2 separate regions of the Homo sapiens genome follow, and region 2 is linked to region 1. A link is an interaction called in ENCODE POLR2A ChIA-PET data of the cell type or tissue named here. Cell type or tissue: OCI-LY7. All regions are shown on one strand. Links, peaks and the distances in the headings refer to the core of each region. The heading gives the core; the rest is flanking DNA.

What was found. Peaks named below come from ENCODE experiments on the same cell type or tissue, not always from the same donor. Only the 100,000 strongest peaks of a DNase experiment are listed, where the experiment ranks them.
Region 2: POLR2A ChIA-PET joins it to region 1 with 6 read pairs; 18 of 35 experiments call an interaction of 5 or more read pairs at or near these places.

The regions. Positions count from the first base shown.
Region 1 is chr13:30,375,081-30,391,751 of GRCh38, forward strand. No RefSeq gene overlaps it. Among named protein-coding and RNA genes, the nearest start is that of LINC00426, 9.5 kb to the left of the region's middle. RefSeq lists enhancers at 1,823-1,942, 2,073-2,132. In OCI-LY7, for the core only: CTCF peaks have their summits at 7,733 and 8,007; a DNase peak (open chromatin) is centred at 7,991; H3K4me3 peaks cover 326 bases; H3K27ac peaks cover 2,023 bases.
Region 2 is chr13:30,310,604-30,327,274 of GRCh38, forward strand. LINC00427 (long intergenic non-protein coding RNA 427) reads right to left here and starts at 9,300. Exons shown (of 2, transcript NR_186618.1): 1 at 9,146-9,300; 2 at 5,767-6,031. LOC124903145 (a long non-coding RNA gene) reads left to right here and starts at 7,140. Exons shown (of 2, transcript XR_007063742.1): 1 at 7,140-8,528. In OCI-LY7, for the core only: no CTCF peak of the experiment used is centred there; a DNase peak (open chromatin) is centred at 7,508.

The sequences.
Region 1 (16,671 bases), core at 3,843-11,842:
TCCTCAACCCACACCCCCAGGCTCAAACTCAAAAGGAAGGAGCAAACCCTAGAAGCTGCGTAAAACACACCTTGACCTAAAATGTGCTCATGACCAGGCAACTTGACTACATATTCTCCTCGACCTACGGTGGAGTGACATCCCTATAAAAGCCATTGTAAATTGAAAATATTGAAAGTCTAAAATGCTTTGAATACACCTAACCTATCGAATATCAGAGCTCAGCCTCGCCTCCCTTAAACGTGCTCAGAACACTTACATTAGCTTACAGTGGGCAACATAATGTAACACAGGCCTATCTATGTTATAATACAGTGTTGAGTATCTCATGTGATTTATTGAATACTGTACTGAATGTGAAACAGAATGGTTGTCCGGGTACTCACCATTAGCTGACACAGCTGAACGCACACTGCGCCTGAAGAGCGTTTGAAGCATTGAACTAAAATTAATTGCTGGGTGATGGGGATGCTACAACGACAGGGTCATCAATTTCTCTCTCTTCTGCTGAGGCTGGAGAACCACGGGTAGAAGGCGCTGGAGCATCAACGCTTGATGGTTTGGCAGGCGTAGTGCTCTTCCTTCAGGAAGGCATCAGGTGTCCGTGGTTTACCCTTCTGATGGCAGGGCTGCCTGGGTGCTTTGGCTCACAGCCATGCCCAGCATCAGGAGAGTGTCATACAGCATATCCCTTGCCTGTGGGATAAAGGCCAGTCTTCAGAATCCGAAGTGCACTTTTTGTTTTTTTTTTTTGAGACGGAGTCTCACTCTGTTGCCCAGGCTGGAGTGCAGTGGCATGATCTTGGCTCACTGCAACCTCCACCTCCCAGGTTCAAGCGATTCTCCTGCCTCAGCCTCCTGAGTAGCTGGGACTACATGCGTGTGCCACCATGCCTGGCTAATTTTTGTATTTGTAGTAGAGACGGGGTTTCACTGTGTTAGCCAGGATGGTCTCAATCTCCTGACCTCATGATCCACCCTTCTCGGCCTCCCAAAGTGCTGGGATTGCAGGCGTGAGCCACCGCGCCCAGCCCTGAAGTGCACTTTCTGCTAAATGCCTGTCACTGTCATACCATCCTAAAGTTTAAGCTGGAACTCTCTATGCTTGCACCTGTTGCCTGAAGGGTGTATTAGAAATAATAGTTTCCTCCAACCCCTCCCCACCTCATTTGTGGAAGAATCTCATGTCTCCCTCCTAGAAATGGATTCAGCCTGAGATTCTCAAGACCAAGGTGGCATCCCAGGGTTCCAGGCTCTGGAGACAAGGATGTGGAGGGAAGGGGGTTAGGGGGAGGTCACTCTGGGAAAACACATGTAACCTAGATCCCCAGTGAGCTAAGTGAGACTGACTCCTAGATGGAAATAGCCCCAGCGGACTTGTCACTGCAAGAATTCTGGTCTCCCTGGATACCTAGCATGCTCAAGAGCCCACTTGAAACACTGAAACACTTCAGCATACTGTATGTGCTCAGGGGAGTGGCTGAGACTAGCAGGTTGAGGAAGGAAAAGGAAGAGGGCCTTCTATGTGCCAAGTCCTAGAGCTCAGGCACCATACCAGGAGCCAACATGAAAAATAGTCTGCAGCAGACATTGCTCTCACCTCACACAAAACCACTCCAACCTCCTAGCAAGATTTCCTGTGCACCAAAGCCTGAAACACCAAAGACCTCTTCCTCCAAAGTCCCTTGCACTAGGGTTTCCCCAGAGTAATCTTCCAGGTCGATTATAATAATAATAGCAGCTTACCCAGGTAGATGCTCTAGTGCATGGTATAGCCTGAGCATTTTAAGTGGCCACCACAGTGCCCCTCTGGAAGCACAGAGGTGGAGGTGCTTCGGACCTTCTCCAGCAGGGATGACAGTGGCACTATGTCTAGTCAATCTCTAACCTCAGGGGCAGTCAGCAGCATCAGCACAGCTTCCTGGTTCAGCAGCTTTCCGGCCTGCAGCACAGGCAATGTGGTTTTTGAGTTCACAGTGGAAGCAGCAGATACAGCAGCTACCTGACTAAGCCAGTTTTGCAGTGTGGTTCTGAGACTGTACCTGGACCTAGACCCACTCTGTAGCCTCCCTCTCCAGCCCTTGACATCATTCTATAGCCCAGTGGTTCTCCAAGGGTGGGCTCTGGACCAGCAGCACCTGGGAACTTGTTAGAAATGCAAATTCTTGGGCCCCACCCCAGACCTGCTGAATCAGAAACTCTGGGGGCGGGACCTGGTAGGCTTGACTTTAGCAAGCCTTCTAGGTGATTCTGCTATGCCCTTAAGTTTAGGGACCTCTGCTGAAAGTCATCCACCTCTAATAAATCCATTTCTACTATAACTAGAGTGGATCCTGCTGTCTGCAGATTCATCCTGACTGAATCACAGTCGCTGTCCTCATGTTGTCCATAAGGAAGACAATAAATAATGACAAAGCAGCATGTCATTCTGGGGGAAGAAAAGAACAGGGTCACCTTACCCAGCCAAGAATGGTGACCTCCCAACTATTTTTATAATCTAGCCTTCGCAACAATTTTGAACATGCACCCTCAATAGTTATATTTATTTCTAAATTTTATATATACTCTATTAAACATTTAAAAATTATAAATAGAAACCTAAAAGATGAGATTTTTTTAAATGAATATAAATTAACGTTCTAATACTTTCTTCCTGAATCTCTAAGGATTGATTTGGCACTTTAGCAATCACTGCTCTAGAATGTCAGGATAACCTTTTGGCAAAAGTAACAGCAGAATCAAAGGAATTAAAAGGAGGGTGCAGGATATTTTTGTAGAACTTAGGCAAGGAAGCATCACGAGGTGACAATGACAATAATAATGATAATGACAATGATGATAATGATGATAATTTCTTATTTTTGAGCAACTAACATGATCACTTAGCCTTAAAAGCAACCATGTGAGGTAGGACTATTATTCCTACTTTTCAGATTGGGAAACTGAGGGCCAATAGTCTCCTATCTGGTAAGTGGCAGAGCAGGGTTTTGAAACCAAAATCTGGGTTTTTCCATTGCCGGTTTTGGGCTTGGACTACTGCATGGTTGGAAGAGCCATCTGCTGAGACAGAGAATTCAGAAAGAAGAGCGGGTTTGGAGAGAAGATGGTAGGTTTTGTTTTGATGTTTGAGGTGCCCCCGACGTATTCTGGTGAAGCTATCAAATACACAACTTAACATATGAAGCTGCAGAACCCAAGCCTGGCTGCAGAAAAGGGTTGGATATCTTTAACTTCTTAGCCCAAGTTGAAAATACTTATTTTGTTGTGAGCACCATGATGAAAAGGAGCAAGGGCCAGGTGCAGTGACTCATGCCTGTAATCTCAGAGCTTTGGGAGGATGAGGCAGGAGGATTGTCTGAGCCCAGGAGTTTGAGGCTGCAGTAGCTATGATTGTGCCACTACATTCTGCTACTTTGAACTTTTCTTCCAAAAAATTAGGATGAATGCAGAAATTACAAAGGACCCAGATAAATTTAGTAAGCCTGGGCAACAGAGCAAGTCCCTGTCTCAAAATAAATAAATAATTCTAAAATCTTTTAAAAAGAAAAAAGAAAGGAGCAAGTGGAGAGGGAAAGTAGAAGAGACAATGGGGGTGGGGGTGGGGTGGGACACTGGATAATGAATGGAGCGAGCTTCTCCATCAGCTACGTGGGGACAAAATTGTGAGCACTGCTGGGATTGTTAGCTTTGGCCAGGAGGAGGGACAGAAATCACACAGCCCTGGGCTTGAATGCCAGCTCCATCTCCTTCTAGCTACAAAACCATGGAAAAGATAATGAAGTAATGAACCTTGTTGCCTCTGTTTCCTCTTCTGTAAAATGAGAATAATAATATCTCTCCATCTGATAGAAATGTTATGCTGATTAAATGAGAAATGGTGTGAAGTGCATATCTGTGTTTGGCCCATAGAAATAACTCAATATTTGTTAACTATAATTAGCTAACTGTCATTATAACTGGTATTGTTCTCTGAGCTAGGAACCAAGCAGGTAAGGATTAGTGCAAATGGAGGTGACCTTATAGCAGAGGAGCATAAGAGCTCAAAAGAATCGTTAGCTGATGACTTTAACTTTTGGGCCAAGGCAGGGGCAAAGTCAAGAACTAAGAATGAGAGGAGCAAAGGCAGGGTAGGGGCTTGAGGAGAAGGCACAAATCCTTAAGAACCACACAGGGGATTAAGACAGGAAATGAGTTAGGTTTACCCAAAAGGACCTCCAAGTAGCAATAACAGCATTAATCAATATGCTGTCTACAAAGCACACTCAAAAGAGCAAAGTTAGAGAATTAACACTTCCTAATTTCAAGACTTACTATGAAGCTACAGTAATCAAGACTGTGTGGTACAGATTGACATAAAGACAGACACAAATATCAATGGAACAGAATTAAAAGTCCAGAAATATACTCATACACATAGGAGAAACTGATATGACAAAGAGATAAAAGCAATTCATCAGTGAAGGAACAGTCTTTTTCAACAAATGGTGCTGAAACTATTGAACATCCATATGCAAAAAAAAAAAAAAGAACTTTGATTCATACCTTGTACCATATACAAAAATTAACTCAAAATAGACCACAGACCTAAATGTAAAACTGAAAACTGTAACATTTTTATAGAAAACATAGGAGAAAATCTTGGTGTTATTGGGTTAGACCAGGATTTCTTAGAAACGACCCCAAAAGCACAAGCAATAAAAGAAAGATTGATAACTTGACTTCATCGAAATTAAAAACTTCTGCCCTTTGAATGACACTATCAAGAGAATGAAAACACAAGCCATAGGCTGGAGAAAATATTTGCAAAGTATGTATGTGATAAAGGTCTTGTATCCAGAATACATACTGACCTCTCAAAACTCTGTTAGACAATAAATAATCCAATGAAAACAATAAGTAAAAGCATTGAGCAGATACTTCATTAAAAAACATGCATGGATAGCAATGATGCTCAACATCATTAGGGAAATGCAAATTAGCATCGCAAGGATGTGCCACTACACATCTATTTGAATGACTAAAGTCAGAACGACCAGTTACCAAGTATTGGCAAGGATGAAGAAGAGCTGGAACTCTCATACACAGCTGGGGGTCATGCAAAATGATATAGCCATTTTGGAAAAGTTCGATTCTTAAAAAATTAAACATACACCCGGCCGGGCGTGGTGGCTCTTGCCTGTAATTCCTGCACTTTGAGAGGCTGAGGCAGGCGGATCACCTGAGGTCAGGAGTTTGAGACCAGCCTGGCCAACATGGCAAAACCCCACCTCTACCAAAAAAAAAAAAATACAAAAATTAGCCAGGTGTGGTGGTGCACACCTGTAGTACCAGCTACTCAGGAGGCTGAGGCAGGAGAATCACTTGAACCCAGGAGGCGGAGGTGGCAGTGAGCCAAGATCGAGCCACTGCACTCCAGCCTGGGTGAAAGAATGAGACTCTATCTAAAAAAAATAAGATAAAAAGTTAAACATACACCTACCACATGATCCAGCCATTTCACTTCTAGTTATTTTTTCAAAAGGAAAAAAAAACCATATGTTCATACAATGAAAGACTTGTACATGAATGCTTTTAATAACTTATTCACAATCTCACAAAACCATAAGAAGCCTTTAAGGGGTGCCTTCATAAGTATATGTGATGATGGACAGGCGAGCCCCAAAACTGGGGCTTAGCCCGGGCTTTGCCCAGGAAAGAATTCAAGGGTGAGCTGCCATGTTAGACAGCAATCTTGTACTGAACAGTACTGCTCCTTGCAGAGCAGGGCTAACTCATAGACAGTGCATCTAGAGTTGGCAAGAAATGAGCTGTTGGCAACTGTATTTCTACCCCCTTATACCAACTTTCAATTACAAGCAAATTAAGGGACAGTTAAAGCAAATTGAGAGGCGGGTTATTTAGAACTTTCTAGGAAAGGGACGGGAACTTCTAGGTCATTGTCATGGCATTTGTAAACTGTCATGACATTGGTGTGAGTGTCTTATGCTAATGAGCAATGATGACAGCTAGGGATGGCTTTTGTTGTCATTTGCTGGTTCCCGCTGGTTTCTTCACTTTTTCCTGCCTGAGACTGGGAAATAAATCCTGCTGGTCTCCTACCTCAGATGGATAAACTGGGTTTATCTATGCTGTGGAATACTACTCAGCACTGAAAAGGAATGAACTACTGATACACACAACCACCTGGATGAATCTCCAGAGAATTATGCAAGGTAAAGGAGTGCATACTGTACGGTTCCATTTACAAAAGACTCTAGAAATGGCAAATTAATCTACAGGGACCAAAAGCAGTTTCCATGGTGCACTGGGAAATAGGGGAAGGGAGAGAGGAATTACAAAAGTGCATAAGGAAACTTTTGGAGATGATGAACAGATATGTTCATTGTCATTGTGGTGATGGTTTCATGAGCATAGATATATGTCAAAATTGATCGAATTGTACCGCAGACTGGGTGGTTCACACAGCAGACACTTTGAGACGGAATCTCACTCTGTTGCCCAGGCTGGAGTGCAGTGGTGTGATCTTGGCTCACTGCAACCTCCGCCTCCCGGGTTCAAGTGATTCTCCTGCCTCAGCCTCCCAAGCAGCTGGGATTACAGGCACCTCCACCACACACAGCTAATTTTTGTATTTTTAGTAGAGACAGGATTTCACCATGTTGGCCAAGCTTTTCTCCTGACCTCAAGTGATCCACTCACCTCAGCCTCCCAAGGTGTTGCGATTACAGGTGTGAGCCACTGTGCCTAGCCTACAACAGAGGCTTATCACACCACAGTTCTGCAGGCTGAAGTCTGAGACCACGGTGTGGGGAGGGTTAGTTTCTCCTGTGACCTCTCTCCTGGAGTTATAGATGGCCCTGTGTCTTCACATGGTCTTGCCTCTGGAAATGTCTGTGTCCTAATTGCCTCTTCTTATGAGGACACAAGTCAGATTGGATTAAGGCCTGCCTTTATAATCTAATTTTAACTTAATCACCTTTTTAAAGATCCTGTCTCCAAATATATAGTAGTTACAAGCTGAGGTATTAGGGGTTCAGGCTTCAACATATGGATTTCGAAGGGAAACAATTTCGCCCATAACAAGCCGTGTTTTCTGTTTATGTCACAGCACTTACTTACCACACAGTTAATTGAGATGTAGCCGAATTTCCTTAGGATATTCTGGTTTATGTGAATTACGTGACTAATACAAGAGAGATTTTCTTTAACTAGCAATTCTATTAAACTACCAAAAGCTATAGCTGAACACCTTTAAAAACACACATATAAATAGGGCACAGTGGCTCACACCTGTAATGTCAGCACTTTGGGAGGCCGAGGTGGGCAGATCACCTGAGGTCGGGAGTTTGAGACCAGCCTGGCCAACATGGTGAAACCCTGTCTCTACTAAAAATACAAAAAAAAAAAAAATTAGCTGGGTGTGGTGGTGTACACCTATAATCCCAGCTACTTGGGAGCAGGAGAATTGCTTAAACCTGGAGGCAGAGGTTGCAATGAGCTGAGATCACATCACTGCACTCCAGCCTGGGTGACATAGTGAGATTCTGTCTCAAAATAAATAAATAAATAAATAAATAGTTTTAAAAAATAAAAACATAAAAAACACAGATAAATTAAACAGGCAGAAGGCAACATGATTTTGGGAGGGAAGTGGAGGAAAGAATGGGGCTGGAGACATAAAGAAAGGCCTGAAAGTTATTCTTTCATCATAGGCGATAGGAACGGAGAAGAGCTACATATCAAAAAGTAGCTTTCTCTTTATCCTCTGGTCTGGTTTTACCATCAGGCTACTTGGATGGACCCAAATGAGGACATTGTCCAGTCTGGTTGAGGGCCATCTGTTGGTCCCCACTGACCGAGACCTCCCACCCCCACAGGACAATCATTGCTTTGCAACTTAAACAGAAGGCAGGTTTTGGGCGGAGTGCCTTCCTTGCCACGGGACCATACCAGCAGCTGCTGTCTTTGTGAGTGCTTTCCGGTTAGTGCCAAGGGCAGGAAATTTAAGCCAGAGTCAGGCAGGCGGGGCACCAGGTGTGGTGGGAAGCAGGGCTTATCTGACAACCATCTGCATAAGGACCGATGGAGGCCTTTGCAAGCCCCAAGTTGCTACTTCAAACATTAACTTGTGTTTTTATTCAGATAGTCTACTAAAGCTCAATGTGGAATTGGTATGTGCTTTTAAATACCAGAACACTCCTACTGTGCCTGTCATGAAAGCTTCCTGTGTGGGGTGAGACCTTTGGACTTGTATGTGGAATTGGGGAATTTGGGGAAGGAGCAAGCCTCCTCACCTGGGCTGGAGCTGAGCAGTTTGTGAACTGATACTGCAGTAAGACAAACATTATCCTTTTGGCAGGACTTGAACTTACACAAGCAACCAGAGAATTATGACTTTAGGGATTCTTATTTTATTAATCTTTATTATGTTGGCCATTTATTAAATATCTACTATGTGCCAATCACTGTTCTAGGCAGTTAATATACATATGTATGATATATATGTACCATCTCAATCTTAAAGAGTAGATAGTAATATTCTTCATTTTACAATCAAGCAGATGAGGATCAGGGAAATGCCTTGCCCAGGGACACAGAAATCTTCAATAGCAAGGCTCAACTCAGACCTAGATTTGTCTGATTTCAAAGCCTATTCTCCTTTCTCCCACTTCTTGCTTTTCTGAAAGAATGCCCTAAAATATATTTTGGACCTGTACTTGGGTTTTGTTATTTGGCAAGTTATCTTTAGATGTTTATTTAGATGGTAAGTTTCTTAATAGGAAAAGACTGGGTTTTTTCTTGAGACAGAGTCTCACCCTGTCACCCAGGCTGGAATGCAGTGGTGTGATCTCGGCTCACTGCAACCTCTGCCTCCCAGGTTCAAGCGATTCTCCTGCCTCAGCCTCCAGAGTAGCTGGGACTTCAGGCGCCCGTCACCACGCCCAGCTAGTTTTTGTATTTTTAGTAGAGACAGGGTTTCACCACGTTAGCCAGGCTGGTCTCGAACTTCTGACCTCAGATGATCCACCCGCCTTGGCCTCCCAAAGTGCTGGGATTACAGGCGTGAGCCACCACGCCTGGCCAAGATTAGGTCTTTTTCTGGCTTTTTATTAACAGAATATACACATTTTTACATCAAAAGTGTTACTTGAAAGTGTGCACCTGACTTAAGACTATTATAACAGCATCAAGCTCCTGGTTTTGACATATATTGTTATATAAGATGACATCATGGGGAAAGCTGGAGAAAGGGCAAGTGAAGACTGTCTGCAACTTATTTTTGCAACTTCTTGTGCATTCTAAACTATTTATAGCTGGGCACGGTGGCTCATGCCTGTAATCCCAGCACTTTGGGAGGCCGAGGCGGGCGGATCACCTGAGGTCAGGAGTTTGAGACCAACCTGGCCAACATAGTGAAATCCTGTCTCTACTAAAAATACAAAAATTAGCTGGGGGTGGTGGCAAAATAAATAAATAAATAAACAAACAAACAAATAATAAAAGGTTTTTTGTTTGTTTGTTTTTTGAGACAGAGTCTTGCTCTGTCACTCAGGCTGGAGTGCAGTAGCATGATCTTGGTTCACTGCAACCCCTGTCTCCCAGGTTCATGCAATTCTCCTGCCTCAGCCTCCCGAGTAGCTGGGACTACAGGCGTGTGCCACCTCGCCTGGCTAATTTTTGTATTTTTAGTAGAGAAGGGGTTTCACCATGTTGGTCAAGCTGGTCTTGAACTCCTGACCTCAGGTGATCCACCCCTCCTTGGCCTCCCAAAGTGCTGGGATTACAGGCTCGAGCCACTGTGCCCAGCAGAAGTGTTTTTTTAAAGTGTATTTGATGATGATAATAAAGAGCATTGTGACGATATAGAACCAACAGAGTTAGGCAAGTTGAGTCCTGGGTTCTATGGCTGCTTTGCCAATAACTAGCTGTGTGGCTTTTACAGGTCACTTGTCCACCCGAGGCCTAGCAAAGTCAAGGTGGCATCCACATTCCATTGTAGAGTCAAGTTATGATTTCTGTAATTTCAAAAAAATGCATTTTAGACGTCCACTTTAGGATGCAAGAATGAATACACACACCTAATGTAGTTCCTCCCAAAACACACTAAATTTGCAGTATAGAAATTTTCTAAAAGACATATCCTACAAAAATAGGAGGGACAGGAGACAGTAGCAACAAAGGAATAGAAGCTAGGAAGCCTCTATAAGTGATAAATGAGGAAAACACAAATTAACAGGCCTGGAGTTGGTGGTTAATAAAGCTAAGGATAAACTTATTCACTATAGAATCTTCACAAAGCTCAGGTACCTGGTACCTAACAGCACCAGATACCTCTGGAAATGGAGGTTCAAAGAGGGTGGTGGAAACAAGGACTGGGTGGCGACCCCAGAGATACAACGAGATTCCTTCCCTGTCTCTTTGTCACCTGGAAGCTTCTTTGCCTCCACCCCTTCATAGTCTACACATCTCACTCTCTTACGAGTGCAAAACAGAAGTATTTGGACTTGGGAAGCTGAAAGTACCGTGTCAAAACCAAGAAGATTAAATGACTGTATACACAGTGGATGCTGAGTGATGAGACCCCCAGGCCCTCTTCCCCCAGCTTAGCTCCCAGAGCACTGATGGCCAGATCTTAAGCATCCAGGCAGGAGACTAAAATTCTGCTCCAGAGAATCTGACCAGCTCAAGAGAAATCATCAGAAGATACTGAAATTAGGTTTGTTCAACAAATGGTCCAGCCCGCCAGCTGACCCTGCAGTGAAGCTCACAGGCAACAAACCCTGCCTTGAGCTCCAAGCTTCCAGTTAGCTTTTTGGTTCTCAATTCTTTTTCTTGAAGATACAGACAAAACAAACAGAAGAAAAAGACAAACTGGAGTGTATGCAGGGAGAAGAAAACTTCCTCCAAAATAATTAATATCCTCAGAGAGATGACAAAAGATCCATAAAAAAGGAAAGAAAAAAACCCACACAGAGAACAGCAACAGCTAGAAGAGCTCTTGAGAATTAAAAACAGGAGCATACAGATGACAAATTAAATAGAGAGGCTGGAAAATCAAGTTGATGGGAAGTATCCCAGAAGCTAGAGGAAAAAGACAAAGAGCTATAAAATGAAAGAGAAAAGGAGAGGATGAGTCCAGGAGGGCTGACATTAAATAATAGAAGGAGTCTCAGGAAGAGAGAAAAGAGAAATCGAGGGAAACCCATCGACAAAATTCATCAAGAAGTTTGCCCAGAACAGAAGGACGTGAATTTCCAGAATGAAAAGCTCACCAAGTGCCCAAGACAGTAGATGAAAATAGAATCACACCAAGGAACATCAATGAGAAATGTCCAAAAAAAAAAATCCTACGGGTTTTCATAAAGAGAAAATAAGTCAATTAAAAGGATCAGGAAACACACTGACTTCAGACATTTAAAAGCTAATAGAGGCTGGGTGCAGTGGCTCAAGCCTTTACTCCTAACACTTTGGGAGGCCAAGGCGGAGGATCTCTTGAGCCCAGGAGTTCAAGACCAGCTTGGGTAACATAGTGAGACCCTATCTCTACAAAAAAAAAAAAAAAAAAAAAAAAAAAAAGGCTGAGTGTGGTGTTGCATGCCTGTACTTCTGGCTACTCAGGAGGCTGAGGTGGGAGGGTCACTTGAACCCAGGAGGTCAAGGCTGCAGTGGGCCATGATCACACTATTGCACTCCAGCCTGGGTGACAGAGGGAGACCCTGTCTCAAAAAACAAAACAAAACAAAACACATAACAAAACAAACAAAATAAAGAAAGAAAAAGAAAACCAAACAGACAATGGATAGAGGTTCCAATTCTGAGTAGGAGGGCAAACCCACACTCCACCTGGGCTCTCCCAACTGCACTTATAAAAACCTGGACAGAATGTAATCCCAGCATTTTGGGAGGCCAAGGCAAAGGATCACTTGAGATCAGCAGTTTGACACCAGCCTGGGCAACACAGCAAGACCGTGTCTCTATAAACATTTTTAAAATGTTTAAATTAAAAAAAATAAAGGAGGCCGGGCGCGGTGGCTCACGCCTGTAATCCCAGCACTTTGGGAGGCCGAGGCGGGTGGATCATGAGGTCAGGAGATCGAGACCATCCTGGCTAACAAGGTGAAACCCCGTCTCTACTAAAAATACAAAAAAAAATTAGGCGGGCGCGGTGGCGGGCGCCTGTAGTCCCAGCTACTCGGGAGGCTGAGGCAGGAGAATGGCGTGAACCCAGGAAGCGGAGATTGCAGTGAGCGGAGATTGCGCCACTGCAGTCCGCAGTCTGGCCTGGGTGACAGAGCGAGACTCCGTCTCAAAAAAATAAATAAATAAAAAAATAAAGGAAAGTAAACAGTCTTTTATTTATTTATTTATTTATTTTGAGACAGAATCTCACACTGTGAGCCACCGCGCCCGGCGAGTAAATAGTATTTCTGGGAGGTAAATAGTAGCAGGCAGATTGAGGAAAAGGAGAATCCAAAGTGCCACCAAAGCAGCAGTGTGTGTCTCACTTTTTCCTCTGAAATACTCTAGGCCGGCCGGGCACAGTGGCTCATGCCTGTAATCCCAGCACTTTGGGAGGTTGAGGCAGGCAGATCAACTGTGGTTGGGAGTTCAAGACCAGCCTGACCAACATGGTGAAGCCCCATCTCTACTAAAAATACAAAATTATCTGGGCATGGTGGTGCATGCCTGTAATCACAGCTACTCGGGAGGCTGAGGCAGGAGAATCGCTTGAACCTGGGACGCAGAGGTTACAGTGAGCCAAGATCGTGCCATTGCACTCCAGCCTGGGCAACAAGAGTGAAACTCTGTGTCAAAAAAAAATAATAATAATAATAATAACTCTAGGCCTAATTCAAGGCACTATGAAAGAATGGCAGCAATAACCTGAAGTGCCTAAAAAATGGAATATTATTTAGCAATAAAAAGGAACAAATTGGCCATGCACAGTGGCTCACGCCTGTAATCCCAGCACTTTGGGAGGCCAAGGCAGGCACATCACTTGAAGTCAGGAGTTCAAGACCAGCCTGGCCAGCATGGTGAAACCTCATCTCTACTAAAAATACAAAAATTAGCTGGGTGTGGTGCCTGGCGCCTGTAATCCCAGCCACTCAGGAGGCTGAGACAGGAGAATCGCTTGAACCCGGGAGGCAGAGGTTGCAGAGAGCTGAGATTGCATCACTGCATACCAGCCTGGGTGACAAAAGCAAGACTCTGTTGAAGAAGAAGAAGAAAGAAGAAGAAGAAGGAGGAAGAGGAGGAGGAGGAGGAGGAGAAGAAGAGGAGGAAGTCAACCGAGAAACTCAAACAGAGGGATATTCTACAACATAACAAACTGGTTTTCTTCAATAGTGACAAAATAATGAATGACAAGGAAAGACTGGGGAACTGTTGCAGATTGAAGAGACTAAATGCACTATGGGACCCTCACTTGGATCTTGAAACAGAAGAAAGACTTAGAGGGAAAACTGGTGAACTCCAAGTAAACCTGTAGTCTAGTTAGTCATACTCTACCACAGCTGCTTTCTTGGCTTTGACCATTGTGCTATAGTGCTGACATTCTGTAAGATGTAAACCTTAGGGGAAGCCGAGTGAGGGATATATAAACAGCCTGTCTAGTATTTTTACTTTTCCGTAAGTCTAAAGTTATTTCAAAATAAAAAATTTTCCAAAGACACATACTATATTAAAATAAGTCATCTTATATCCTTATTCTAAGGTTTATTCAGTAAACTTCTAAGGTTTATACAGGAATGACGTGGACTTGTAAACGGCCCCAGAGCTCAATCCTATTGGGCAACTGTGAGTTGGTGCCTGGGCCAGCGGCCTGGCTGACGCTTCTTGTTCATTCTTCTGCCTCAGCCAGTAGGTTTGGCTAGAATTCTAAGGCCTTAGACTTTGCCGGACTAGAAAAGGAAAGAGGAAAGGGAAGTAAATCGCCGCAGGGGTCAAACCTGCTTTCCTGTGCTCTTCTGAGCTGCTCTCGGCTCCTGCTCTGCAGAGCTAAAACCTCTAAGGAAGCCACTCTTTTATCATCTCCAAAAGATTACGGGATCATATAGTCTAGGCTGCAACTATACCATCTGCTTATGCCCTCGGAATTTTAAAAACGAGACCCATGTTTACAAATGTGAGCTGACATGTCACATTTGTGGAGAAATAACGAAGTAGCTGCCAGGCGGCAGCAAGATTCTTCATGTTCAGAAGCTCCTCCACGTAAAAGCAGGTTACGTCCTGAAAGATCATTCTTAAGTGCACTGTTTGTTAGTTCAGTTGCCTAGGAAGGGTTTAAGCTTTCAGCCCTCAGATTTCTTTCCACCAAACAGGCATGTTTTCAATTCACGCACATGCTCCTCCTCTGAACTGGTGAATGCACTCTCAGGCATGTTTTCCCCTAACAAATCCATTTTTTTCTACATTGAAAGTTCCGTTGGGACAGATAACATCTGCAAGTATTGTAAGAATCTCCTTAGCAGCTTCACAACCTCCACTCCGCTTTGAAGTCAGGCAAATTCAAAGGCGCCTTATATAGAGGAAATATCCGTGGCTTGAGGCAAACATTTCATCACTCCTAGGCTCGAAGTCTTCAAGCAAACAGCTGGCATTCTCCCGGACAGGGCTGGTAGACTCTGTGGATGTCTTGCCTTCAAGCCATGGCGCTTTAAATCCTTTGGGGTTTGTCTACTGTGTTTTCTATCCACTGCTGATGATTGTTGACTACAGAGGTAAGGCAGCTTTTATACATTACACAACTACCCTTTGTCCTTTAGAACCTTTCCTAATGTTGAATGACTCAGTCCATAACCAAGGGCAGCATTCGTTACTTTGTCACTGTTTTCTATTAAAACAACAACAACAACAACACTCTCTCATTTGTAATTGAATACATTAATAAACCCTTTCATGGGCATGATGGAGTTAAACGTGTTTGTAAAACACCTCAACACCCTGTACTAGCAAAGCAAACACACCTTAGACCAAGAGGCCTGCAGCCAAGAACCCTGATCCCAGTCCTTGGTGGTGACTGACCTTTCTCGGGAAAGCACAGCTTTGTTGACAATCATGGACGTTCTCAAGGAGATGGGCTCTGTACTTCCTATAAAAAGCAAGGAGTCCAGGTGTGGTGGCTCATGCCTGTAATCCCAGCACTTTGGGAGGCCGAGGCAGGAGGATCACTTGAGGCCAGGAGTTCCATACCAGCCTGGCCAACATGGCAAAACCCCATCTCTACTAAAAATACAAAAATTAGCTGGGTGTGGTGGTGCACACCTGTAATCCCAGCTACTTGGGAGGCTGAGAATTGCTTGAACCTGGGAGGCAGAGGTGGCAGTGAGCCAGGATCATGCCACTGCACTCCAGCCTGGGCAACAGAGCAAGACCCTGTCTCAAAAAAAAAAAAAAGCAAGGAGATTCTAAAGTTGATCTGCAGTGCACTGTCTCCAGATCAACAAACCTGGAGGCTGGCAAAGTTATCTGAAGAATTTGGGCAGAAATATATTTATCTGTATCATTAAAAAAAAAAAAACAGCCAAGTGCTGTGGCTCACGCCTGTAATCCCAGCACTTTGGGAGGCTAAGGCAGATGGATCGTTTGAACCCAGGAGTTCAAGACCAGACTGGGCAACATGGTGAAACCCCAGCTCTCCTAAAAATGCAAAAATTCAACCGGGCATGGTGATGTGCACCTGTAGTCCCAGCTACTCAGGAGTCTGAGGAGGGAAGATCACTTGAACCCGGGAAGCAGAGGTTGCAATGAGCCATGATCACGCCACTGCACTCCAGCCTGGGTGACAGAGGAAGACTGTTCCTCAAAGTAAAATAAAAATAAGAAAAATAATAAATCAAAGATTAGTTCAGAAATCTGCAAAGTAGGATACACTGGTTAAGCACTTACTATGTATCAAGTGCTTAACCAGTGTAACCTATTTTACATTGTGTAACCAATGCATGCATTGTCATTTAATTCTTTTCTTTCTTTCTTTCTTTCTTTCTTTCTTTTTTTTTTTTTTTTTGAGATGGAGTCTTGCTCTATTGCCTAGGCTTGAGTATAGCGGTGCAATCTCAGCTCACTGCAACCTCTGCCTTCCGGGATCAAGCAATTCCCCTGCCTCAGCCTCCCAAGTAGCTGAGAGTGTGTGCATGTGCCACCATGGCTGGCTAATTTTTTTGTGTTTTTAGTAGAGATAGGTTTTCGCCATGTTGGCCAGGCTGGTCTCAAACTCCTGACCTCAGGCAATCCTCCCACCTCAGCCTCCCAAAGTTCTGGGATTACAGGTGTGAGCCACTGCACCTGGCTGTAATTCTTAAAACACCTCTACTATATAGATATTAGTATTACATATTACAAATAGGGAAACTGAGGCATAGTTAAAGTAACTTGTGCAAAGTCACACGGCTAATTAGGGAGTAGGGATTCCAACCCAGTCTCTGACTACAGAACTCTCAACCACTACGTTGAAGTTTTCAGGCACCACCTGTCTCAGATTCACTCTGACCGTGGGGAAATGAGTATGCATCTACACTCAAAGGTATTGTTACCTTTTTTCCTCACAATACTGTCGTCCAAGAGAATTAGCTCTGTGTCCAGTTTACAACTCTCCCACTCTGCGTCACCTTCCTATCAGCATATCAAAAACCACGCTACCTCCCAACTCTGCTTTAAGAATCTAAAGAA
Region 2 (16,671 bases), core at 4,009-12,008, 64 kb before region 1:
ACAGTTGAGGTCTTTCCTCAGTTCTTAGAGTTCTTGGCCTCTCTGGCATTTGACTTTGCTGACTACCCTCCTTGGTGGGTCCTTGACCTTGGATCTCTTCAGAGCTTTCCAACCAGACTTCATTATGTTATTCACCAGCTCTTTTACCTGCTTCTTAAATGTGAGGATAGTTGCCAAGGTTCAGTCACTACACCTTTTCCATTTGCAAGCTTCCGCCTTGGCCGTGGGTGATGCTCCAATTTCTCTTGCTAGTTCTGATCCACAAGTTCCAGCACTGCACAAGCAGGCCCACTCTTCCTTAACTTGTTCTGTTACTTCTGTTCTCTTCGTCTAAGATACCAGCGCCTTACCCTATCTAAGGTCTACGTATTCTGAAAACAAACCTTCACATGAAACCTTTCCAGATCATTCCTGCTCAGTCATATCACCCTGCTCTGTGCTCAGAATATTTCCTGCCAATCTCACTCCCTTGACAGCTGACCATACTGCTGAGTGGCTGCTCAGTATTGTTTACTCATTGGCTTTTTGTCTTTTCTCACTATATTTCAAGCTCCTCCAACGTGTATTTCTGGGTATTCTCAAAAACACCTTCATAATACTCTACATATAATAAGGGCACAATAAATGTTTTTGATTGGTAGTTCTTTTATCTTTTCCCCTTAGCAAAACTTCCTTTATCTGGTAGCTCTCCCTCTTCTAGTACTATGCAGGACATTTGCAGCCTCTTGATATAAATTTCCCTGAAGCCTATAACTGTGGGCCCCCATACATATTCAGTGGAGGAGTACCTTGGGAGGTAATTCCTTAAGTCGCTGTTGCTGTGGAAGGAATTCAGTATGTAAGTAGCACTGAATTCCAACGTTCAGGCCCTCTTACCGTAAAGATCTAGAGCAGAGTTTTCCTCACTGTGGGTCACAGTCTATTAGTAGGTCATGAAGTCAATGTGATGGGTCTCTTCCGGCTTTGTCATATTTAAAAAGTGATAAGGTAAGGTAGTGTAGGGTAAAGTAGAATGCAATAGAATGCGGTAGAAAATGAAATCCAGAGGGTATGTGCATGGTTAGGGTCAAGTATCGTATGGCAGTTACTGAGCTGTCATCTTTCAGCTTCAAACCTACCCTCTGTCCTCTGCTTTGTGTTGGTGGGGCTAGAATTGTGCAAACCACATTTCTCCTCTGTCATCTGGGTGGAGAGGCTGGGGCAGCACAGCAGGACCAGAGGAAGAGCACAAGGCTGGAGGAGAGGGAAGCAACTTGCTCCTTCCTGACAGCCTGCTATGCTTGGCAGCATCACTCCTGCCACAGACTTTTAGCCTGGTGGCAGTTTTACTTGTCTCCAGCTTCTTATTGTATCTCAACCAGCCTCATCGCATCTCTTCTCCCTCCTCCCCAAAGCATTACCTGCAGCAGCAGCCAGACAGTGTCCCTCTTCAGGAGCCTGTGCCCCAGCTTCAACAGGCCTTTCCTACAAACCCCAACCTCCTCTCCTCCCTTTGATCTCCAGCCCTTCAGGCGGGAGCTGCTTCTTGCAGTTATAACCTATGTATTACTCCAGTGTTCCTTTTTTAATTTTTCAGTCCTTGAACATCTGTCTAATCAATTCCCTGTGCTAAATTCTTGCTCTTAAAATACCTACTTAAAGTTTCTTTTTTCCTGACTGAACCCTGACTAATATGGATTGTTAAGTAAGATGTACTTCCTGCCATAAGTGTCCATCAAAAGGGTTTAAGAAACACTGCTTTAGAGGATTGGGAGTTCTTAAATAGCCAGATGACCTGAGATGCAGCTAAGGGGCCAGTCCTAACATGTAGAGGTACTCTGGATTTCAGGTCCATGAAAAGCAAAGATCCTGTTCCACTATAGCAGTTGTCACTGTTGGACCCCAGTCACAGCCTGACCTGTAGGGATCACTAGCGGTGAGCCTGCAGTTGTCCATCAGAGTATGGCCTGAACCCATATGGAATCTGTCCTCTCTCAGATATGCAGAAATTCAGCTTCTTTACTTGTTACAGTTTTACTCGTTATTAGCAAGTGAGAGGAAGCAGAAAGTTAATGATGAAGAAAGCCGGGAACTACTACCAGAGACCTCATACAGTGAAATGGAACTTGACTGAGTGGAAGAGAAGGATTTAAAAGGTGGATTTTCAAGGTGTCAATTTTCTCTCTCTGATGCTGCCTTTTCTCTCATGTAATCCAAAGAGCTAGTAGACAAGAGGAGGAAATGAAGAACCTTATACTAATACCTAATACCTATGTTTTTGCCTTATCCAGTCAAAATGAGGCTTTTGCTCTATTTTATTCGTGAACTTACTATACTTATGCCTCAGTCTCCCATTAGAAGTGAAACTCACTTAATCACATATTCCTAATAAAAAGAACTGCTCCACATTTCAGGAACTCAAAATATTTCTTATGTATGCCAAGATAAACACAAAACCTCTTGGCAGCGATCTATGAGGATTCTCCTTGCTTGTGATTTTGCATTTCTTTATGCTAATTCAGAAATATGAACAGAAAACCCAGGACTTGAGGCTGTTAAGTGGATTTGTAACACTTGGAGTGTTGTGGGCACATAACTCAATGAATGGATATATAGTCATCTGTGATAGCTGGAGGAATAGTATTTTCATTGAGCACTGCAGTAAGTCATTGCAGATACTCTGCTAGATACTAAGACATTAGCAACACTTTTTTCACCTAACTGTTTTAGGACCTTGCATTTGGTAGAAGAATACATAACTCAAAGTGAATTACTCAGGCAAATGTTGGCAAGAGTTACTTCGTTTGTGCCATGCAGAGAATCTTCTAGTGAATTGAAAAGCATGTCATCCTCTGATTTACCCACTGAAGCATGTTACAATGTAGGTGGCATGTCACAGAGGAAGAGCAGCTTGTGATCAGGTTTTCTATTCATAGAAGACAGCGTTGTGCCAGGCAACCCCAACCACAGAACATTTCAAGTATGAATGAAAAAGGAGCAGTACAGCTGGGATCCCGTTTCCCCTTCTAAGGAGATGCAAGCCCTCTCCAGGGCCCCTCCCATGTCTGAAATCCTTTCTTTTCCTATTTTTCTTAAGTCTGTTCTACTTCCACTATAGAGAATTGAGAGTGATGAGTTTTGGAGGAAAATTCCATTTCCTTTCTTCCCTCCTGTTTCTCATGCATTTGAGGTCATCTTTGTGATTTATGTGCATAAATGATACAAAATCATAAACGTTGGCTTACATGAATCGTTCCTAAATGGTTAACTATTCAAGCAAACTGTTCATCATCTGATTCTCCCTGATATTCTCTCCTTATGTTCGCTGGTCTGCCTCACTCCTTTCTCAAGTCTCACCTCAATTTTCACATTTCCAAAAAAATCATCACTGACAATAAAGGATTCTAACAGCACTTACTCAACCTCATCTTGATCCCTTTTTCCCAAATTACTGGTTACCTGTTCTTACTGTCTGAAAGTGAAGTTAAGATGAAATAAAGTAAGTATGGCAATTACATAAGATTTGGAAGAACCATATGTTTCTTCCTTCTCGATCTGTTCCAGGATTTACACCTTCATGACAGAAAAGCATTTTAGTTTTTTTTAATTTAAAACACAAAAAAGAATTATAGAGAGTTGCATAACAAAAAAGAAACCCTGGTACTCACCACATCCTGATTTTGATGTTATTTTTGGATTCATGTTCTTTTACTATTATTACATATCTGTATATTACAGGCATTACATAATATCATTTTGCATATTTTCAAGCTTTCTATAAATGTTGTTATACTATGCTTTCTTGAGGTTGCCTTTTTTTATTCAACAATATATTTCTGAGATTTATACATTAATAGATTTAGTTCACTCATTTTAATTGCCGTAACCATATAATACCATTCATCTGTTTCCTTTGATGACTAGTTTATTTCTATCCTTCACTAATACCAAAGGTTGTACAATAAACATTCTTGAATATTTCCATGTACGTATGTGTGAAAGGTTTTGGAGAGTTTATCCAAGAAGTAGAATGATAGATAGCAAAGGGTTCATCTTCAGTTTTCCTAGATTTCATCAATGTTCCCTAAAGTAACTGTATTCATGTACTGTCAGAACAGCAATGTAAGAGAATTCCCACTTCATCATATCTTGGAATTATCTGACATTTCTATTTTTGCTGCTCTGATGAGTGTGAATGTATGAAAGCGTATTTGGGTTTGATGTAGGTGTCACTGTATGAGGGTTGTCAAGTCAGGAATGTAAGGCTGAAGCTAAGGAAGCAGAGGAAGTCAAATATAAATTAGGCTGCATGTTGGTTATCTATTGCTGCATAACAAATTACCACAAACTTGCTCAAAACAATGCATATTTACTTCACAGTTTCTGTGGGTCAGGAATCCAGTCACAGCTTAGTGACTTCTCTGCTCTAGGATGTCTCATGAGGCTGCAGTCAAGGTTGTCATCCAGGGCTGGGATCTCTTTTGAAGGCTTGACATGGGAAGGATCTGCTTCCAGGCTCTCATGGTGGTTGCCAGAATTCAGTTCCTTGCAGGTTGTTGGACTGAGGGCCTCAGTTACTGTCCTGTTACTGTCCTGTGCTCTGATGTTCTCTATCCTATTTCATTTACATTTAATTCATGAACTACTAGTAGGTGTAGCAAACACAGCCTGCAGGATGCAGTGCAGAGTACATGGTGACCTGGCCTGCTCTCTCTTCCTTGTTTTCTGCCTCCTTATGCTCCCAGACCTCTGTGCCTACACATGTCCTCCTTCTGCCTATACCCACCTTCCCCTACTGTACCTGTCACCTTCCCAGCTCCTCTTTGCCCCTCAAGAATCAGCTCAGGCATTGCCTCTGGAACCCATTGCCTGACCCCAGTCTTCTTTCCATGTGCCCCATAGAACCCTGTGCCCCCACCATCACAGCACTTACTCTGAATTGAATCATCTGTTCACTTCTCTGTTTTCCCACTAGACAAGTTCCTTAAGAATGGGGAGTAGGTCTCTACAGTTTCGTATCCCCAGCCCTAGCATAGTGCCTGACATAAAGTCAAAACCTAATAGATGTTTCTTATATGAACAAATGAATGAATGTCATAGAGATTAAGAATAGAGAAAGAAGTTCCTGATAACATTTATTGAAGATCTATTATACATAGAGCACTGTGCTGGAGAGAATTATGAAAAAAATAGTGGAACTTGACAGTGCTAAATGAAAAAAAATAGGTATAAAATGACCTGTACTTATAAATGAGGATTCTTTATATCTGCAACTAAGTACCATCAGATGTCTCACTGACAGTGGATTGAATGATGAAAGTGAGATTTAAAGAACCCATTTCTTTCATCTTTTTTCTTTTTTTTTTTTTTTTTTTTTTTTGAGACAGAGTCTCACTCTGTCGCCCAGGCTGGAGTGCAGTGGCGCGATCTCGGCTCACTGCAACCTCCGCCTCCCGGGTTCACGCCATTCTCCTGCCTCAGCCTCCTGAGTAGCTGGGACTACAGGCGCCTGCCACCATGCCCTGCTAATTTTTTTGTATTTTTAATAGAGATGGGGTTTCACCGTATTAGCCAGGATGGTCTCGATCTCCTGACCTTGTGATCCGCCCGCCTCAGACTCCCAAAGCGCTGGGATTACAGACGTGAGCCACCGCGCCCGGCCTTTTTTTCTTAACTGATTCCCTATTTTCATCTCTTACGAGAGAAACCTCAGGCATTGCTCTTCTAACCCAGGTCTGCTCTCAAACAGAGAGACCCAGTGTTGAGCAAAAGAAAAGGGCTGTTCAAGTGATTTTTAATCAAGTACCCCACATGACTAATTCAGGTCCTCCAAAATAGTCCCAGGGAGCCAAAATGAGGTAATATGACATGTTGTGGACTTGAAGGGTGGTTAAGGACACATACAGCCACTGCTTCAGATGCCGCTGTGAGGCAGAAAATTCAGGAATGCAGTAGAGGAGGGGAATGTGAACCCAGAATGCACTCAGTGTCTCTCCTTCAGACGCTTTTTTGACCCTCGGAAGCCTGGTCTGCTCAGGTCAATTCTGCAACCCTGGATGTTGAATTAGTGAATAAACAAACTAGGTCAAAAACAAATGCAGACTATATTAAAAAGAATAAGATATGTTCTCCTTGTTTTGGGCTTAATTTAAAATCCTAAGAGCAGGATAACAGCATCATAAATAACATGACCTCTCTCAAACTACTGCCTTCTCCTACTAGTTATAATAATAGCAACAGCTTATATTTGTATCTATTTTTATAGTCTGTGAGACGCTTTATCTTTTTTCAGCTTATTTGAGCTCAGAGCAGCCTTGTAAAATAGGTACAAGTATTATACCCATTTTGTAGGTGAGGAAACTGAGGTTCACAGAGGTTAAACAACTGTGGATCACACAGCAACTGACTAGGACTGTTTGGGATTCTAAGGTATAATAGTGCCAATTTGTTGAAAGGGAATAGCAACAAAAAAACTTGGACTCTAACCCCAAGTCTGCCAGCTATTAAGGTGTATGATCTTGGACATGTCGTTTACCTTTTTTTTTTAAAAAAAAAAAAAAGACAGGGTCTCACTCTGTCACCCAGTTTGGAGCGCAGTGGTACGATCATAGCTCACTGCATCCTTGAACTCCTGGGCTCAAGCGATCCTTCTGCCTCAGCCTCTTGAATAGCTGGGACTACATAGATGTGTGCCAACCACACCTGGCTAATTTTTTAAATTTATTGTAGAGACGGGTCTTGCTGTGTTGCCCAGACTGGTCTTGAACTCCTAGGCTCAAGGGATCCTCCCAAAGTGCTGGGATTACAGGCATGAGCCACCAGGTTTGGCCCCATTCAACCTTCTGACCTTCATTTACTCACTTATAAAAAATGTACATAATCGGCCGGGCGCGGTAGCTCACGCCTGTAATCCCAGCACTTTGGGAGGCCGAGGCGGGCGGATCACAAGGTCAGGAGATTAAGACCATCCTGGCTAATATGGTGAAACACTGTCTCTACTAAAAGTACAAAAAAATTAGCTGGGTGTGGTGGCACATGCCTGTAGTCCCAGCTACTCGGGAGGCTGAGGCAGGAGAATCACTTGAACCCAGGAGGTGGAGGTTGTAGTGAGCCGAGATCGGGCCACTGCATTCCAGCCTGGTGACAGGGCAAGACTCCATCTCAAAAAAAAAAAAAAATGTACATAATCATACCTTCCCTCTCTGCCTCACAGGGTGCCTATGAGGACAAAAAAGGTGGTATATGTGAAAGTGCTTCATAACTGAGCTGGTAATCCATAGATGTCTGGTATTAGCAATGTTTTCTAATAAAATAATAAGAGTAATACTCGTTATAACCTCTTTGCTTTGACAGTGCCTTTCATTGCAGCCATTCAGTAATTTTGCAGCTTATTATCACCTGTATAACACCCCTGTTGCTACCATGTCTAAAGGTGCACAAGCAGCCAGCCAGTGAGGGAAGGGGAAGGTCTTTCTTCTCAGCATGTCTTTAGAGCAGTGATTCTCTAAGTTGTAGCACACTGGAATCCCCTGGGGAGCTTCACACATGCAGGTGTCTAGGTCCCACCCTGGCCAATTAAAATTTAATCTGGTGGGGAGGAACTGGGCACCAGTATTTTTTTAAAGTTTCCCAAGTGATTCTAATATGCAGCCAAGGTTGGCAACCACTGCTCTTTGGACTATTTGTACATCTCAGTGGCTGCTGAAAGTGATCACAGTTTTAAAAGAACACAGCTTGTGGTTCTGGAAAAATCCATCTGCTTTTTCCAGAAATGTAGTACGTAAGTCAAATAGGTCTGAGGTCACTTGGGAGAGAAATCCAAGAGTTGGACTGAGAGCTCAAACCACAAAGATTCTAAATGCCACCATCACTTAGATAGCTGCCCTTTTTCCTGAACTGCCACTGTTGACAGATAAGATGGTGCACACAGCGAGAATCTGAGCAGCACAGAGCCCCCCATCCCCATCACTGTTCCTCCACTAAGCTCCCCTTGAAAACATTCCACAGGACTTCCTATTCACGGTGATTAGAAAAGTGAATACCTCCTATTTTAAAAGAAAAAAATCTCAGAGGATAAGCACGTAGCCGACGAGTGGCCAATTCTGTAATTTTCCCCATGGATAATAAGGAAATAATCATACATTATTTAATAATGTATTTTTCCATTGAATTCCAATGTGTCTACAAATTATACATGTTTTATATGATGTTTCACTTTAGGGTTAAGCCAAATAAGCATACATTTATTTTATAAATATAAATATATTATCTATTAAAATAGTTTCTAGTAAAAACATAGGTTTAGCTATTTGACTCAAATTTCTTAAAGAAGCCATAGTTAGAAGAAAATATCCACTAGAGTATACTAGACTTTATGTCTTCGCAGGAGAAGTAACACTTCCTCATCTGTTTACCTCTCAACTCCCTTCTCCAACTAGAAATGAAGACACAAGATAATAAAAGGATTTGACTTTTCAGTATCCCTTTCGAACTGGGCACCACCCAGAAGAAAGATTCTGTTAACTACTCCCTTTAGAAATTATCTCAAGGTGAGTTGCATGTCTCATTTGATCACTTCTTTTACAAGACTGGAAACAATTTGTATGGAGTAAACTCCTGTTACCAGACCTGGAGGCTTAAATAATGAAGAGGTTTATCTCTCATCTGAGAAGAGTTTATAGTCCGCAGCAATAGCCTGGAGACAAATACACCTCTGGGATCCCACAAAGGCGGTAATTAGGCAGCATTTTATTGTGATGCAGTGAGTGTGCAAAGGACAGAGCTGGACTACTCTTAGGAACAAAATTGGCTTCCTGGAGAGCCGACAGAAGAAATCTGGCAACCTAAAAATATTTAAAGAGCTTACGACCCCCAAGGGAGAATTTCCAGCTATTAAAGTAGAAAAGATTAAACATTTGCTGGGCTTGAAAAGGAGATTTTTAATGGAAACACTCAGGAAAATACAGTTTAGATAGAGAATCTTAAAAAAAAAAAAAAGATCAGACCTGTCATATACAGAGCAATCAAATGGGAGACTTTATATTTTCTTCGTAATGACATAAGAAAAAGGATCTAAAAATAGATCCTACCGATAATGAACTCTTCCTTCTCCTGCGTTTATTAGAATATAACACCTTCATTACAGAGAGGACATGTTCCTACTCACCATCTCACAGGCATAAATCTTGACATGGTCTTCACACCCTTTTCCTCTGGCCCCTAATTACAATTCTGCTATTTATTTCTCAACACAGCCTACATTTCGTGTGTTTCTCGTATGAATGAGTTGCAGTGTGTGCTGTGGTTAAGCTGGTGGGCACCAGGCCCAGCTCCCTCAAGTTTGGCTTTCTGACCTTGCCAATGACTTCACCCTTTGTGCCTTAGTTTCCGTGGCTATAGAATGGGGATAATAATAGCACCAGTCTCTGTGTGTTGTCAGGAGGATTAAGGCACAGCATAGCACTGAGGAAAGTGCACAACACTCAGTAAAAACACAATAAATGTTCATCATTATTGTCACTACTCTGCATTCCCTTAGTGCCTATAAAAATAGCATATTTTTAAAATAAAAAAAACAAGATACATGGTCTAACAAAAGATTGTTTTCAGATTCATGGATTTATGTGGAAAGTCTCAAGACATTTAGTTATACATTAAGGTATCTTTTTTATTACTGTAATTACTTAACAATCCTAAAATCCAAGAAGTATTCCACAGCATGGTCCCTGACCTTCAAGCAGTTTATATTCCACTTGAGAGACAGAACATATGCCCATGAACTATTAAACACAAATCCAAAGCAGTTCATGATTATGTATAAAACGAGTAGTTCAGAAGGTGAGAACTAGAAAAATGGGGAGAGGGAATTCTGAGGGAATCAAGTCTCCATTGTGTGCATGAAGTTGATAGAGAACTTCATTTGGACCATGAAATAAAGGTAAGGAAAATGAAGGGATTTTCCAGCAGGCAGGAAGACATGAAGGTAAGAGCAAGTCAACAGAGCCGTTCATCTGCCGCAGGTGATTTGCCTCTGAAATTAGGTGACATCGGTGGATGAGGCACAGGTTATGCAGTTGAGGGGTTCAAATGCCAGAGGGAAGATTCTGACTTCACCCTGAGAGTCTCTGAAGTTTTGTTAGTTGGAAAGTGGCATAAACACAGATGCAATATAGGTTTATATGGGGAGAGACAGGAGTCAAGGAGAAACGCTGATGGTTTTTAATAATAATCTAGGTATAACTCAGACGGGGCCTACCAGGGTGGGGACATTGGGAACATAAAGGAAGTGACAGACAGCCGTGAAAGCATGACAAAGACTCATCCCCTTCGCTCCATTCTCACAGCCCAAATCCTCCCAGAGCAGCCTTTGCTATCTGAGCACACCAAGCCAAGTTCAGGAGCACCAGATGCCAGATGCACCTCCAAGGTTTTCCAAGGTCCTTGTGGACAGTCTCATCCTGATTTCCATTTACTCCCACTTGCCTTTCTATCATGTGTACCCGATAGATTCCAAAAATAGAAAATCATATGTCTCCCTCCTTCTAAAAGCATGTAGTATTTTCCAGTTGTGTAGGCTTTCTAAAAATATTTTTACTCATATTGATGAATAATTTTAAATTAATAAGTCATTAGTAATTTAGTAGTTTTAAAAGTTAGACTGGTGTACACTTTAAATGGGTGCAACTTATTGTACCTAAATCAGTCCTCAGTAAAGTTCATGAGAAAAATAAATAGGTTTAATGGTTGAGGATACAGAGAGGTGGCAATTATTTGAAAGTCAAGTTAAAGAAGCTCAATTAGCCAGTTACCTTTGTCCCCAGGCATTAACTACTGTGGTTTGGAAGTTCATGTGTCATTTGTTATATGCGTGATAACATATACTGTGTCACGGGATTGTTTCTTATGCAAGATTAACAAAATGTGATACCCAGAACAACCAAGTTCTATCTCTATGAGGACGGGGACTTGAAACTACATTTAACTGCATTTACTTGGCACCTCATTGGAGTAGCCTTGGATAGTAGCTCAAAGTGATGATTAGTCTAGATAACCTCTTAAAATGCCTTTCAACTCAGCAAGTAACATATGGATTAGTGTTCTCTAATCCATATGTTTAGAGTTTAATAATGGAGATAGCAGCACGTAGAGAAATGTGATTCAAAGAGTGGTCTCCGGATTGGCAGCCTGGGCGTCACCTGGGAGCCTGTGTTAGACATTCTTGAGCTTCACCTGCCTCCTCCCAAATCAGTGGGGATGGGGCTAGGAATCTAGCAATTGTGTTTTATATCGGCAACGGGGAAGCTCTGTGTGTGTGCACGCCTGTGTGTGAGCCGTAGTCCACATCGGGTGGGAAGCAGAAACATAATGAAGAGTCACATGGCTAAAAATAAGATAGATTTAGTTGATTTTTATAGTAATAGGTATGGAATATTCCTCTAATTATTTTTAGATTTTAGACTTACTATTTCCAGTCAAAATTCAACATCAGTTAAATATATACCATAAGTACTATCTTACAGTAATTCCCAGGAAAGGAAGAAAGAAGATAAAGAGAAGGTAGTGAAAAAGAGTGGGAAGAATTAATTTAATTCACATATTGGTCTAAGCACTCAGAAACAAATATGTTGCTATATGATTAGTACTGCTGTCATTTGGGGGAGCGAGAGTACCCTTTAAATTAAAAATGGTTCCAACAGACTTATCTACTTTTTTTTTTTTTTCTTTTTGAGACGGAGTCTCTCCCTGATACCCAGGCTGGAATGCAGTGGGGCAATCTCAGCTCACTGCAACCTCCGCCTCCCAGGTTCAAGCAGTTCTCCCTGCCTCAGCCTCCCGAGTAGCTGGGATTATAGGCGCTTGCCACCATGCCCAGTTAATTTTTGTATTTTTAGTAGAGGTGGGGTTTCACCATGTTGGCCAGGCTGGTCTTGAACTCCTGACCTCAGGTGATCCTCCCACCTTGGCCTCTCAAAGTGCTTGGATAACAGGCGTGAGCCACCACGCCCAGCCCTTATCTACATTTTTTTTAAGCACACATATTTCTGAGATGCTTTTGTTCCTGGAATCTAATCCCAGCAGTTAGTCTAACCTCCCACACATTGCAGGAACCCCTCCCTGGTCATCGTCTCTGGATGGAGTCACACAGCCTCTGCTTCGGCATCTGTCTTGTATGCTGCCTTACAAACCTTACAGCTGCCCTCACGCTTTGCACCTGTGAATGTGGACTCTCCTTCTTCGGGTGCCTTGCTCTGCATGGTTCAGTGCCTTCGCTGTGCTCTTCTACCTGAAATCTCCTGCCTCTACTTGTCTACCAGGAAAACCCTAACCGACCACCAAGCCTCAGCTCAAATGCTGTGTCCTATGGAAGTTCCTCTAGGCAGATTTAGTGGCTGCTTCTGCTGGACCTCCCATAGACACACACACACCTTTGTCCACACATCCATTATAACCACTATCTTTTCTCATTGCATATGCTTATTATGTTCAAATTCATCTCCCCACTAGACTAAGTCCCTTGAGGCCAGGAATGATGTCTTACCTTTGCATTCTCAGCAGCTAGTCTATTGCCCAGTAATAAAGTATTACTTAATGAATACATCAAATGAATGTATGAATAAATGATACCTAAACAAAGTTCTACAGGAGCCTAGAAATGGGAGCTATAACCGGTGACTGGCCACACTGAAGAAGCAGCATTTGACCTTGTATTGAAGAACAAGTTTGATTTTGCTTGGCAGAAAAAAAAAAAGGAGAGGACTATAAGCAGAAGAATAACAAGAACAAAGGCATAGGAGTGGGCAAATCCGTGGTCTTCTCAGAGAGCACCTCATGTTACAGGTCCAGTGGAAGACAGACATGAAAGAGGAAGTTTGGACCAGAATAATGTATGTGCTAAGGAGCTGTGGGCCTTATTCTGGACATAATAAAGAACCATGAAAAAATTTTGAATAGGGAAAAGTCATGACCAGATACATGACTTGATTGGAGGTTGGTTAGAAGGAAATTGCTATGATCTGGGCAATTGAAGTAAGTGAAAGCCTGATAGAGTTGCAGCAGCAGTAGGAGGAGGGAAACCAAGTAAATTTGAGAAGCATTTTGGAAATAGGATCAAGATGACTTGGCAACCAATTGAATATGGGAAGTGAGGAACCAGTGAAGCTGAAGCTTGGCCAAGCTTTCTGACCTGGCAACTGAGTGAACACTCAGACAACACCACCTACAACTATATCGTCTTTACAGGCAGATTGGAAGCTCTGAGAGAGTAAGGCCCTTGCTCTTGGTGTATCCTCTACATCTCTTGTAGCTCCTAACACTGACCGTGCATTCAGAGGTTCCTAGTAAACATTTGTTGAAAGAATTGATGATGTTTCTTATACTCACCAAATATGTCAAAAAGGAAAATATAATACAATGTCTTTTCTTCAGAGACATTTTCAAATTCTCAGCATGTTTTTCCACCACAAATGAATTCACAACTATCTCATTCAACTTGTACATCCACAAAAGTGACCCATTGTTGCACAAACTGAAATCTCCTTTAAGATTGTGTGTGTGCTGGGGAGGACAGTCAAACGGTTGGTATTTTTACTTTTTTTTTTTTTTTTTTTGGAGAGAGGGCTATGATATTTTTGGTCCTCTGAAAATGAATCCAAAACAATAAAACAAGCTGAATGTTTTCCTCTAGTGGAAAGAAAGAAAGCAAACCTACTACAGGTAAATTGAAATCTTCAAACAGACCCATAACACACTGCTGAGACATTCTTGAGATGATGGCTTTAGTTAGACTGGGGCCACACATCTTTACATTTCTTCATTCACCTGGCAGGACTAATGAGATTTTATGGCGGGCAAGCTGTTTATCCCTTGGGTGACATTGGCAAGCACATCTATATCTTTATCAATCAAGGGTTTTCTGCACTGCAACTCCCACCCCCAACCTAAAGATTGCCCCAGCCTGGATCACAACATTTACAACACGTAAGAACCTCATTCCTTTTCATCAACACTCCACCCATCACTTTCTGTTACCTAGATCTAATCATGTGTGTCCTAACATCACATTGCTCCATAACAAGGGGCAGGAAGAAGAAATGAATAAAAGGAAAAGAAAAAAAGGTTTCGATGGTACCTGCAAGTTGATGCAGAGCTGACAGCTCCATGGCTAGAATATTATATTTGCCCAATAGAACAATAGGTCTGCTGGCAAGCTGTTACCTACAGTACTGTATCTGCTGAACAGGTGGAAAAAGCTCTCTTCCCCTCTGCAGTGGTTTAGGAACATGAGGAGGTGACCACCACTCCAGTTTGGAAACAAGGATTTGGTTCCCCTTTGTAGCTTTCATATTGCCTGAATTCACCTGCAATGTCTATTTTCAGTACTTAATAAATACTCATATACACATGAACATACAAACTCACATATTTAACAATTGCCATCATAAACTCTCAGGATGATGTATCCATTCTACCTTTGCAACCTGGAAAATGTCCCCAGATCTCAGACCAAGGAGATACTGGGGAAATGGCTCTGCAAAAATCCAGGAACAGGTTTTGGTTCTGGTTCTCCCATAGAATATATCTATAACACCTGGACAGAATGCTTGGTGCAGCTGCTTGAGAACTCTTGAAAAAGTAAACAGTAGCAGGTAGATTGTGGGAGAAAACCAGAATTCAAAAGTATCACCAATTGACTGTGGATTTACCATGTTTACCCTCTGTATTCCCTGGACAGGACTCAAGGCAGCCTTTGTGACAGGGAGGGTTCCAGCATAAACCTTCTAGTTCAGACTCAAGGTGAGAGAAGAGTCTTCTGGCAGTGGCAGCCACAGCATGGAAGGCCCACAGCACAGAATATGCTGTCGAAGCGGGACCTTCCTCTTCAGTCAAAGGAATCATGGTCCCAAGACCATGCTTTTTCTTTTCTCTGGGCTCCCACCACTTGGTCCTGGACAGGGCAGAGTCACAGTGAGTGCACAGAAGAGCAGGGTGATAAGGCTCCAGTTTTCTGGATGGATAGCCAAAAAGGTGAATCCTGGGAAACTGGAAAGTGCCAGGGAGATGGTAGAGAGAAAGGAGCTTGGGAAAACGAACCCAGACAGTTATTTGCTGGCTTGTGGGCACACCCTTGAGCTGTGCATTCTTGGATTTGATCACAAACATCATAACAGAGACTTTGAGAACTGAATTAACAGCTACATCGCTATCTAGGTCCCATCCTGACCATGAAATAATAGGCACCCAGGAGAAACGTGAACAGGACCACAGTGACTTTGAAAATAGAACTGACATTGCAACCACAACCACAGAAAGCTGATCAGAACTTGCAGTCTAAACCAATTGTGTCAATTGCCTGCTAAAAAAACATAAGTAAATGAACAAACCTGTACAGATTGAAACAAGACCTAGTGTCTCATAATATAATATTCAAAATGCTCATGATATGCTTCAAAACTAGTCGCCATGTGAACCAGGAAAATCTCAACTCATGAGAGAAAAGACAATCAATGGATGTCAATATGAAGAAAACACAAATGTGATAGTTATTTGACAAGAAATTAAAGCGACTTTTATAAAAGTGCTCTAAGAAGTAAGAACCAACACTCTAGAAAGCTTTAGCAAAGAGAATAAAGATTGAGAAAAGTAAAAATTAAAAAAAAAATTAAAAACCACCCAGAACTTCAGGGTCCTGTGAAACAATTCCCCAAAAGCCTAATATTTGTGTCATCAGAGCTCCAAAAGGACAGGAAAAAGTGTGGTACAGAAAAATACTCAAAAAATAAAGACTGGAAACTTCCCAAATTTGGCAAAAAGCACAAACCTATAGAAATTCAGTGAACTCCAAACAGGACAAACCCAGAGGAACCTATGCCCAAACATTCTAATGAAACTGCTAAGAACTAAAACCAGCCCCGAAAATATTAAAACAGTCAGAGAAAACCAACACACTATTTATAGAGGAACAATTAAATGACTGTGGAATTCTCATCTAAAACAATTGGAGGCAAGATGATAAAATGCTGAAAGAAAAAAAATTGTCACCCTAGAATTCTATATTCTAAGAAAATATCCTTCAGGAATGAAGGTGGAATAAGAACATTATCAGATACATGAAAAATAAGAGAATTTTTGGCAGCAGTCGTGCTGTAGAAGAATTACTAAAGAAAGATCTACAGACAGTTACCTCGTGTGAAAGAAACTAGACTCAAAAGGTTATGTACTGTAATGATTTCATTTATATAGCAATTTCAAAAATAAAAATTTGGCAACAGAGAATAGATCAGTGGTTGCTAGGGTTCGGGGTGGGATGAGGGTGTGATTAAAATGGGACAGCATGAAGACATTTTGGTGTGATGAAGCTGTTCTGCAACCTGATTCTCTACACTCATTAAAAGGCGTAGAATTCTACACACACCCAAGGTCAATCTTGCTGCATGTTAATTTTTTTTAGGCCAATAAACAAGAGATGTTCCTCTCTAAGAACCTTCTAGTCTAAATAATACTGAATAATACTTCACCACCTTCCTTGGACACCTGCTTGTGAAGGTCATTGACAAGGCCAATGCCCGGTTGTTTCTGCTGCCCTTGAGTGTGCAGCTCACAGCTGAATTTACCCTCCCCACCTGCCCCACTGCCAGTTCAAGCTCAGAAAATATCACACGTTTGAGCTGAACAATGAATAAGAAGTCAGGAGGC